Linked DNA regions of Homo sapiens: region 2 is linked to region 1. A link is a loop called in an ENCODE intact Hi-C map of the cell type or tissue named here. Cell type or tissue: psoas muscle. All regions are shown on one strand. Links, peaks and the distances in the headings refer to the core of each region. The heading gives the core; the rest is flanking DNA. Region 1 has its middle 18 kb from the start of PPIE. Region 2 overlaps NT5C1A (5'-nucleotidase, cytosolic IA).

The links. Hi-C counts contacts between places; a loop is a spot of excess contacts. Peaks named below come from ENCODE experiments on the same cell type or tissue, not always from the same donor. Only the 100,000 strongest peaks of a DNase experiment are listed, where the experiment ranks them.
Region 2: a loop joins it to region 1, with 3 times the contacts of the local background. A loop is called at or near these places in 43 of 110 quality-filtered maps.

The regions. Positions count from the first base shown.
Region 1 is chr1:39,718,358-39,722,754 of GRCh38, forward strand. It overlaps the pseudogene CCDC25P1. Among named protein-coding and RNA genes, the nearest start is that of PPIE, 18 kb to the right of the region's middle. In psoas muscle, for the core only: a CTCF peak has its summit at 1,858 (motif pointing left); no DNase peak of the experiment used is centred there; H3K27ac peaks cover 591 bases.
Region 2 is chr1:39,651,099-39,655,495 of GRCh38, forward strand. It overlaps NT5C1A (5'-nucleotidase, cytosolic IA), which reads right to left. Exons shown (of 6, transcript NM_032526.3): 6 at 131-4,397. Among named protein-coding and RNA genes, the nearest start is that of HEYL, 14 kb to the left of the region's middle. In psoas muscle, for the core only: a CTCF peak has its summit at 2,622 (motif pointing left); DNase peaks (open chromatin) are centred at 2,643 and 3,433; H3K27ac peaks cover 1,525 bases.

The DNA of each region.
Region 1 (4,397 bases), core at 310-4,309:
TCCTGAACTGATTAGAAAAGACCAAAGTGGAGTGGTTCCCAGACCTAGCAGCAGAGAAAGAATGCAGAGATCGTGAAGAGAGGAATGAGAAAACAGCCCAAATTCAGGAAATGAAAAGGAGAGAAAAAGAAGAAATGAAGAAGAGGGAAATGGATGAACTTAGGAGCTATTTACCACTAATGAAAGTTGAAAATATGTCTTCAAATCAGGATGGCAATGATTCAACTGAATCCATGTAAAAGGAGAAAAGGACCTTTGAAAGATGTGAATGTAGAGACAATTGCAGACCTTTTGGTTTCATCTGTATTCTGAAGTATAAAATACAACCAAAATTCTACCTTCATCCTACCCAGAAATTATTGATTTTGGAGTTTTAAAAAAATTGTACCTTTTTTGTTGACAGAAAAGGATCAGATATGTATAAAATAGTTGAACTTGACAGCATATAACTTAAAGCAAAAATGTTTTTGCCAGAACATGTCTTGGTACTTTGTGAAAGCTGGCTGCCCTTGTTCTTGAGATTGACTTTAAAATGAACCACTCTGAAAAGTACTTCTGTTGCTGTGATCTATCCCTGAAAACAGATGTCTTGAAACACTTTTCATATTCTTAAAATAATCTTCACTTCTGTTAAGAAGAACATGTTGGTGGGTAATTATGCGAATGTTTCCCTGTCCCTGATTTCCAGATTAGAAAAAAGGGCATATGGGTTTTGAAAAAGAGATTTTCAGAAGATTGTCAGCTTCAGTATTCACGTTCCATCGTGTCATCTGGGTCTGTTAGTGTAGTGACCCACAGCACAGTCTGTCCCAGCTTTTACGTCCTTGCTTCTTCTGAGCAGGGCCTCCTCCATCTTAGTATCATCATATTTAAAGAAATTGATGGTGTTCATCAAGGTGGGGCCTGTGGCAGTTGTTGCCTGAGCACCAAGTAACCCAAGCCACCTATGCAACAACTTCTGGGCTCTGGAGTAATTTCTCAGCATTGAGGGTAAAATAGGAAGGAATGCTCTGTTGATCATTTGGCAGATGTAGGTTACCTGATTTGTGCCTTGGGATGCAGCATGAAGCAGAAGTCCATATTGCAATTATGATTTTAGAAGGAAATAAGCGTTTCACTAGCCAGCCAAGTAATTATATTCTTTACCTTGAAATCATATTTGAGTTGTGGCCCCAGAGTTCAATTTCTCATTGTAGATTCAGTAACTTACTATATAACATTACTTCTCACTTGAACCACTCACTATCTGTTGTGATTCTGAGCAGAAGATGTCTTTTGATTGCAGTATGTAAGGGAACCCCTGTAGAAGGAGACAAAACAAGAAGAAAGAGAACAAAGCCTGCAGGACCAGAGGCATACAGGTGGACATTTTACTCACACCCACAGCAGCAAGAATGACCTCCTGCAGCAGATATTCCACCTGTAATAGCGCTTTGGAATTCTGGGCAAAACCAAAAGGCTAGTGTTTCCAAATATTCCATGTTGGTGTATGGGGTTGAACTGGAAAATTCCCTGAGGCATGATTCATTGGCCAAATTTTGATAGGGTATAGAAGATGACTTTAGAGATGAGTGGTTTTGTGTACGTGTCTAATGATATTCAGCTTGACGTTCTGCAATTTTAAAAGTTATAATAAAGTATAATTTTTTATCTGAAAAAAAATCCCAGATCTGCTTTTTGCTATTTACAAGTTATGTGAACTAAGAAAATTATTTAGATTTTCTAAGGCTCAGTCTCTTCATCTGTAAAAATGAGAAAAAAAAAAAAAGTACATAACCTAAAAGGGCAGTTTATTCTAGATGGTTTTTTAAAACAGCATACCAATTTATGATCCATGACTGCCCCCTAGAGGTAAAATTAAAATACTGCTCCATAATTGTGCTAAATATAATCCCGGAAAGAAGGTACAGACTACAGCTGTGATTATAGGTTCAAGTTGACAGCAAGACTCATGAGACAGAAATAAATTGTAACCTAGAATACAAGGCAGAAGATATGGCAGATGCTACATCTTTATCTCACCAGGTGGCCCAGCAGCTACCGAAGTACACATGTCCTGTTGTCATTCATCCACAGGGCAATTACAGCTGCCACGGGCTAGCCAAGGTGTGCAGCGATCACTTTGACTCATAGAACCTAAAGCCTTAGTCAGGCGCAGTGGCTCATACCTGTAATCCCAGCACTTTGGGAGGCTGAGGCAGGAGGATCTCTTGGGCCTAGTCTGAGACCAGCCTGGGTCTCAGGCAAGGCCCTGTCTCTTTAAATAAATAAATAAATAAATAAATAAATAAATAAGTAAGTAAGTAAATAACCTGAAACCTCTATTTCTCACCAATATTTCCTGCCATTCCCAGTTGCATACGCTCATGACCTGTATGCTCACTGACAATGCCTCCAGACCCATGCGCAGTTCCACACAATTGTGTAGTCAGCATACACAACATCCCCTGTTTATGTTAACTCTGCAGTTTCCAAGGAAACAGTATTGTGGAAGACCAAGGTCAGTGTCAGGCAGGCTTGCATCAGCCCCAGCCTGATATTAATTTTCCCTTTACTCACAGAAGCATAATTTAACATTAAGAAATGTTTCCCTGTGATTTGCCAATTAAGTGATAAAGGAGAAAAATCATACAATCCTCTCAAAAATGCAAAAAACATCATTCAACAAAACTAAATGTGGATTCATAATTTTTAAAAAACCCTTAACAAATTAGGAATAGAAGGGAACTTTTTCAACCTGTTAAAGGGTATCTACCCCAAACATAAACTTTATGCTTGAAAGTTTGGAAGCATTTCCATTAAGTCAGGAACAAGATTGCTATCAGCACTATTATTCACCATTATACTGGAGCTCCTAGCCAATGTAATAAGAGAAATAAACAAGAAGTGTTAACATAGAAAAACAGAACACTATCCATATTTGCAGGTGATATTACAGTCAATGAGAAAATCCAAGAGAATATAGAGAAAAACTATTTAAACCAATAAGAGTATTAGGCATAAAATATACCATTCCCAGGGTTGATAACAACTCTAAGGCATCTAGGACTATATCTCATAAAGGATATACTAGACCTTCATAGAGGACAATACAAAATGTTTTTAAATATATAAAAAGAATATGAATAAAATAATAAATGGAGAGATATTGATGGGAATACTTACTATTATAAAGGTATCACTTCTCTCCCAAAATAAACCTACAAATTAAATTCATTCCAATACAAACTCAGCAGGATTTTTTGTTGTAACTGGATTAACAGGTCCTAAAGTTCATATGAAAGAGTAAATGTCCATGAACATGCAAGATACTTCTGAAAAAAAGAATAAAATACCAGATATAACAAATGAATGTTAAACTACAGAAATTAAATAGAGTACAGTCAATTCAGACCAACCTAAAGGGGTAGAGAGCCCAGATACAGTCCAAACACATTGGTCTTTTAATCACCTACAAAGCCTCACATGATCTGACCTCATCTCTCCAGCCACTTGCCTCAGCTCACTCCACTTCAGCCACACTGGCCTTGCTATTCCTTGAACTTGCCAGGCCAGGCCAGTGTGGGCTCTTGACACTGACTTTTCCCTCTGTCTGGAATACTGTTTATACAGATAATTCCCTTACCTACTTCTGGTCTGCATTCCCATATAACCTTCTCAATGAGACCCACCCTGACTTCTCCATTTAGAATCATCACTCATGTCCCTAACTCAGATCCTTCTTGCCCTTCTCTACTTTTTCTCCACCCCTCACAGAACTTATCACCTTCTAACACTCCAAATAATTTACTTATTGTGCTCATTGTTTTTAAAAATCCATCTGCCCCTGCTAGAATGTAAGCCCCACAAGGGTATAGATCTCTGTTTTGTTAGATCTCAAGTACTTTAACAGTTCCTGGCATATAGTAGGCACTCAATAAATACCAGTGGAATAAATCAATGGAACAAGGGCATTTCCAGTAGTAATAAATGCTATAAAGCAAATAACACAGGGGCATGTGACAGAATAACTGGGGCAGGCTTCTATAAATTGATTAATCAGGGAAGAACTCTCTGACTGAGTGACTTGTAGTGGTAGGCTGGCAAATATTTAGCAACTGACTCCAAAACAAAAGCCCTGATTTATAGCTTTTGCCTATTTCCATGGTGTAAATATTCCCACCATGGCCAATTCGAAGTTACTGGCATAACATAACTGAATAGGGAGTTGGAAAGAGATGCACACACCTGGCTCTCACAAGCCAATGCAAGCCAGCTCCAACACACCACTGCACTTGTATGGAATGGGAGAGCTCCATACAGGATTCTTGAGTGAATCACTAGAATGTAAACTCGATGAGAATGGGATTTCCTGTGTCCTCAGCACCTAGAATATTTCCTGGTGTATTACATTTGCT
Region 2 (4,397 bases), core at 248-4,247, 67 kb before region 1:
AAAGATCCCAGCACTAGTGGATGAATCGGGTCCCAGGCCTCTTCATTACCTACGTCACCATTAGCATTTCATGAGGGGCCATATGCCAGTTTGTGAATACAATTGTGGGGAAAAAACAAGACAACGTAAGTTAATTAAAACCCTCTCCATTTATTTGAATGGCTTTTAAGAAGCAGAAGCACATGTGGTAAAATTAAGGTATAGGACATGCATGAGAAGTGACAGGGACCCACACTGGCAAGCACTCAGCACCCTTTATCATGTGACCAGGTAAATGTTACAAAGAGCCAGACAGGTCTGGATCGATGGGGTGTGCTACTAGTAGGCCAAAGAGGGCAAAGCTGGGAGAAGTACAAGCAGTCTTATTCCCAGACAAGGGAAGTCACAAAGACGAAGAAACACATGCTCTAACCATTTACGGAGGCACTTAGGTTTATCATAACAAGCAACCCAGAGAGGTTGGGTGATGAGGAAGACTGAGGCAGCAAATGCTATCAAAGCAAAGGGCTTCTGACAGGTAGATACAAGCACATTATGCACACAGGTTTCATTTTTCATCGTATTCTATATCGGAGGTTATTGAGATGCTCTTAAGTAGAAACCAGAAGTTAAGTATATGTGCGCTATTACATTAATAAAGAAGTTCGTAGGCCGAGTGTGGTGGCTCACGCCTGTAATCCCAGCACTTTGGGAGGCAGAGGCTGGTGGATCACCTGAGGTCAGGAGTTCGAGACCAGCCTGGCCAATATGGTGAAACCCCATCTCTACTAAAAATACAAAAAATTAGCTGGGCATGGTGGCGGGCACCTGTAATCCCAGCTACTCAGGAAGCTGAGGCAGGAGAATTGCTTGACCCCAGGAGGCGGAGGTTGCAGTGAGCCAAGATTGTGCCACTGCACTCCAGCCTGAGTGACAGAGCAAGACTCCGTCTCAAAAAAAAAAAAAAAAAAAAAAAAAAAAAAAAAAAAAGAAGTTTGTACATACGCAGTTTTGAACACACAAAGGCTGAGCTAGGTCATCTCTGAGGTCTCTTAAATATCCATCACTGAGAATCTGAGTGTAATATCCTCAGACTCTCAGTGACTTGGGTCTTAAAAACCCAAGTCTCTGGGCCTGGGCCAGCGGATGCAAACTGGAGATTCAAGGGCCGGATCTCGCCTACAGAATATGTTTTATTTGGCCCAGATGGTGTTTTCTAAATTCAAAATAGTTGCCAACATTTAAAAGTCCAGATTCCCAGCTTCTCTTCAAAAATGGGGCGGACTATCCGGCAACCTCAGGCCACATTCCCATGTGGCAGCAACCATGGCAGACCACAGTGTTCTCCATTCTCAGTGAAGAACTGGCTTAATCCTCTCCACTCATTTATGTTTCCTGCCTCGCCCCTGTAGGCATTGGGGTTTGTGACCCTGGCCCAGGCATCCAGTCTAGGGTGACCTCAGTGATTTTCTTGGTGGCTTCTTGGTGGCAGTTAGCTACAAGACTAGCCTTGAGGCCTTTACCCTAATTCCGTGGCAGATGGCCATGAAGGCATATATTCACCCACAGGCCAGGAGTGTGGGAGTCAGTGACCCCAGTCTTCACAGCTTTGGTTTGCCTTACAGAGGCTTTCACTTTGCAAAGATGAGTAACTGAAAAGTTCCCAGCCACATTTCACTTTTATAAATGGAATTCCAAAGGCCTCTAGGGGATGGCCCATCAGGGAGATACTTCCCAATTAAGGTCAATGGTAAGTCACTTCTGGGCCACATTAGAACACTCAAGCAGAGGCAGGAATCTTTGCCTAGGTTGGGCAGGGCTGGTAGTGGGGAGGGAAGGCAACTTTCGTAGCCATGGCCATGAGATGACCAGGGCATCTGTATACAGTTGGCAGGTTGTGCAGGTGTCTAATAGGTACTACCCATGTCACAATACCAATGGCGCCCTCTAGATTTTTGCAGTGCACAATCTGCCCAACTGGACACGTTGGCCTTGGCACTGTTAGGGGGAGGGAAGAAACAAATGGAGATGATGAGGCAGGTATAGTCAAAAGGATTGCCCTTACACAGATTCTACCACTTCCTTCCCAAGGCTCAGGAGTAGGGGTAGGAGGCAGAGGGTTAGGAGCCAAGACTTTCTTGGCCAGAGGTTGGGGGCTGGTCTCGGTGGCCCCCAAGCTGCACATACGCAAATGCCCATGTTATGATGGAAATGGGTACAACTATCCTAGGGCTGGCCATCAGTATGTGGGTCCCAGGACACTCAGTTAACAGAGATAACCATCTGTACACATAGTGAGTACACACACACACACAGAGTCATTGGCTGAGATATCTGGCCCATTACACACACCCACATAAATACACGTACGTGTACGATTTTTATCCTGTTGCACAAACTTAATATGTGTGCATCCATACACACAATCACAGTAATTGCCGGCAAGAGCAATCGGCTCGTCACTCGGGCATATTTAGCAAACATTTCCAGAGCACCTGAAGTCCTTTTTGGCTGGCTAGAGCTAACCGTGGGGAGAGTCCAGCGCAGCACTAAGTCAGTGGGAGAGAAAAGTAAATCAGTGGGTAGAATCACTTGACTACTGCCAGCAGCTGCGTGCCGGCCTGCAGTGCCACCTACTGGCAGAAAGGAGGTGGTTTTGTGTTTTGCTTTAAGACTAGATAAAACCCGTGATCTGGGAAGCCGCCAGCCACACGATGCTATTCATCCACCTCCTTGTGTTCTACCCAAGTCAGGTGAGGCTCTGACATCCTCAGAGTTGCATCATATCCTCAGAGGATGAACATTCTGGGCCTTGCATGCCTCTTGGATAGCAAAACCCAACACCAATAGGGATGGCAAAATAGGTTTCATCTTTCACACCAGCTCCAGCCCGCTGGTAGTGGCTGCCTGGAATGCTGGATAGAGAAAGATTCTGAGACCCAGTCTGGGCTTAGTGGAGAAGAGTATCATGATGGCATAGCGACAGCAATGATGGCTGTAGATGGGGCGTCTTCCATACTGTCTGTTCTTGCAGTGGATCCTGGAAGCCTGGTAAATCTCTAAATTTGCAGAGTCCTAGAATTCTCCTGATCCACAATTCCATTATGAGGGGTATTTGTGTTTATTGCTCACGTGCCTTCATGCCACAAGAAACTGCCATTCCAGCTGTTACAGGAGTTTTCTCTCTCACTTGATCAGTAACTTCTGAACCGGCTAAAGTCCTCACGGGACCCTCTTCACGACGGACTTGTTCTTGCTTTCACAGAAAGTACATGGATGACCTTGTTGGCTCGGAGCTGCTGAAATCAACACTGGGCACTTCAATCTATCCAAAACTCATGTTTAGCTAATGCGCATCCACCTACTAGGCTGATCATTGCCTAAGAGGCCCCATGAGGAAATGAGTCGGGAATACAAAGCCATGCTGGACAGCCAGCTGGGCTCATCCCCAGCCAAGGGCCCTGCTCCTGCCCTCTCACTCATCAGCTTGGGAGAGCACATTCAAGTCAAATCAGTGCATCAACAAAACTGCAAATTACCATGAGCCATGGGTCGCTTGAAAATAGTCAAAACTTGGAATCTTCAGATGGGCATGGAGCCCCATGTCCCTTCCCTTTGGCAGTGGAGCCAGCCTCCGCCCACAGATGCATAGGTGGATGTGACCTGGCTCATCCCACTGAGGCATCAGCCAGGCTGTCTGCCTTGGCCCAGGGGTCCGCACATTTTTCTGTAAAGGGCCAGATAATAAATATTTTTGGCTTGCAGCCTCTGTTGCAACAATTCAACTCTGCTGTTGCAGTGTGAAATCAGCCATAAACATATGTAAACAAATGGGCATGGCTATGTTCTAATCAAAGTTTCTTTTATCTTTTTTTTTTTCTTTGAGACGGAGTCTCACCCTGATGCCAGGCTGGAGTGCAGTGGCGTGATCTCGGTTCACTGCAACCTCCGCCTTCCGGGTTCAAGTGATCCTCCTGCCTCAGCCTCCCGAGTAGCTGGGACTACAGGCGTGCACCACCACGCCCAGCTAATTTTTGTATTTTTAGTAGAGACGGGGTTTCATCATGTTGGGCAGGATGGTCTCGATCTCCTGACCTTGTGATCCACCCGCCTTGGCCTCCCAAAGTGCTGGGATTACAGGCATGAGCCACTGTGCCTGGCCCCAGTCAAAGTTTCTTTACAAAAACAGGTGATGGGTCAGATTTGGCCCGTGGGCCCAGAGTTTGCCAAACTCTGCATTAGCCCAAAACAGGGGCCTTCACACTGGGTTTCTCAAAACTTGGGATTGTTTGGAAGTGCTTCTGGGGGTTCACAAACGTTTGGCTCTAATTTAAATTATTTGTAGGTGTTTAGGAAGCTATAATAAAAGCATGCACTCAAATGTATTCCAGCATTTCACCATGCAGGAAATCAACATA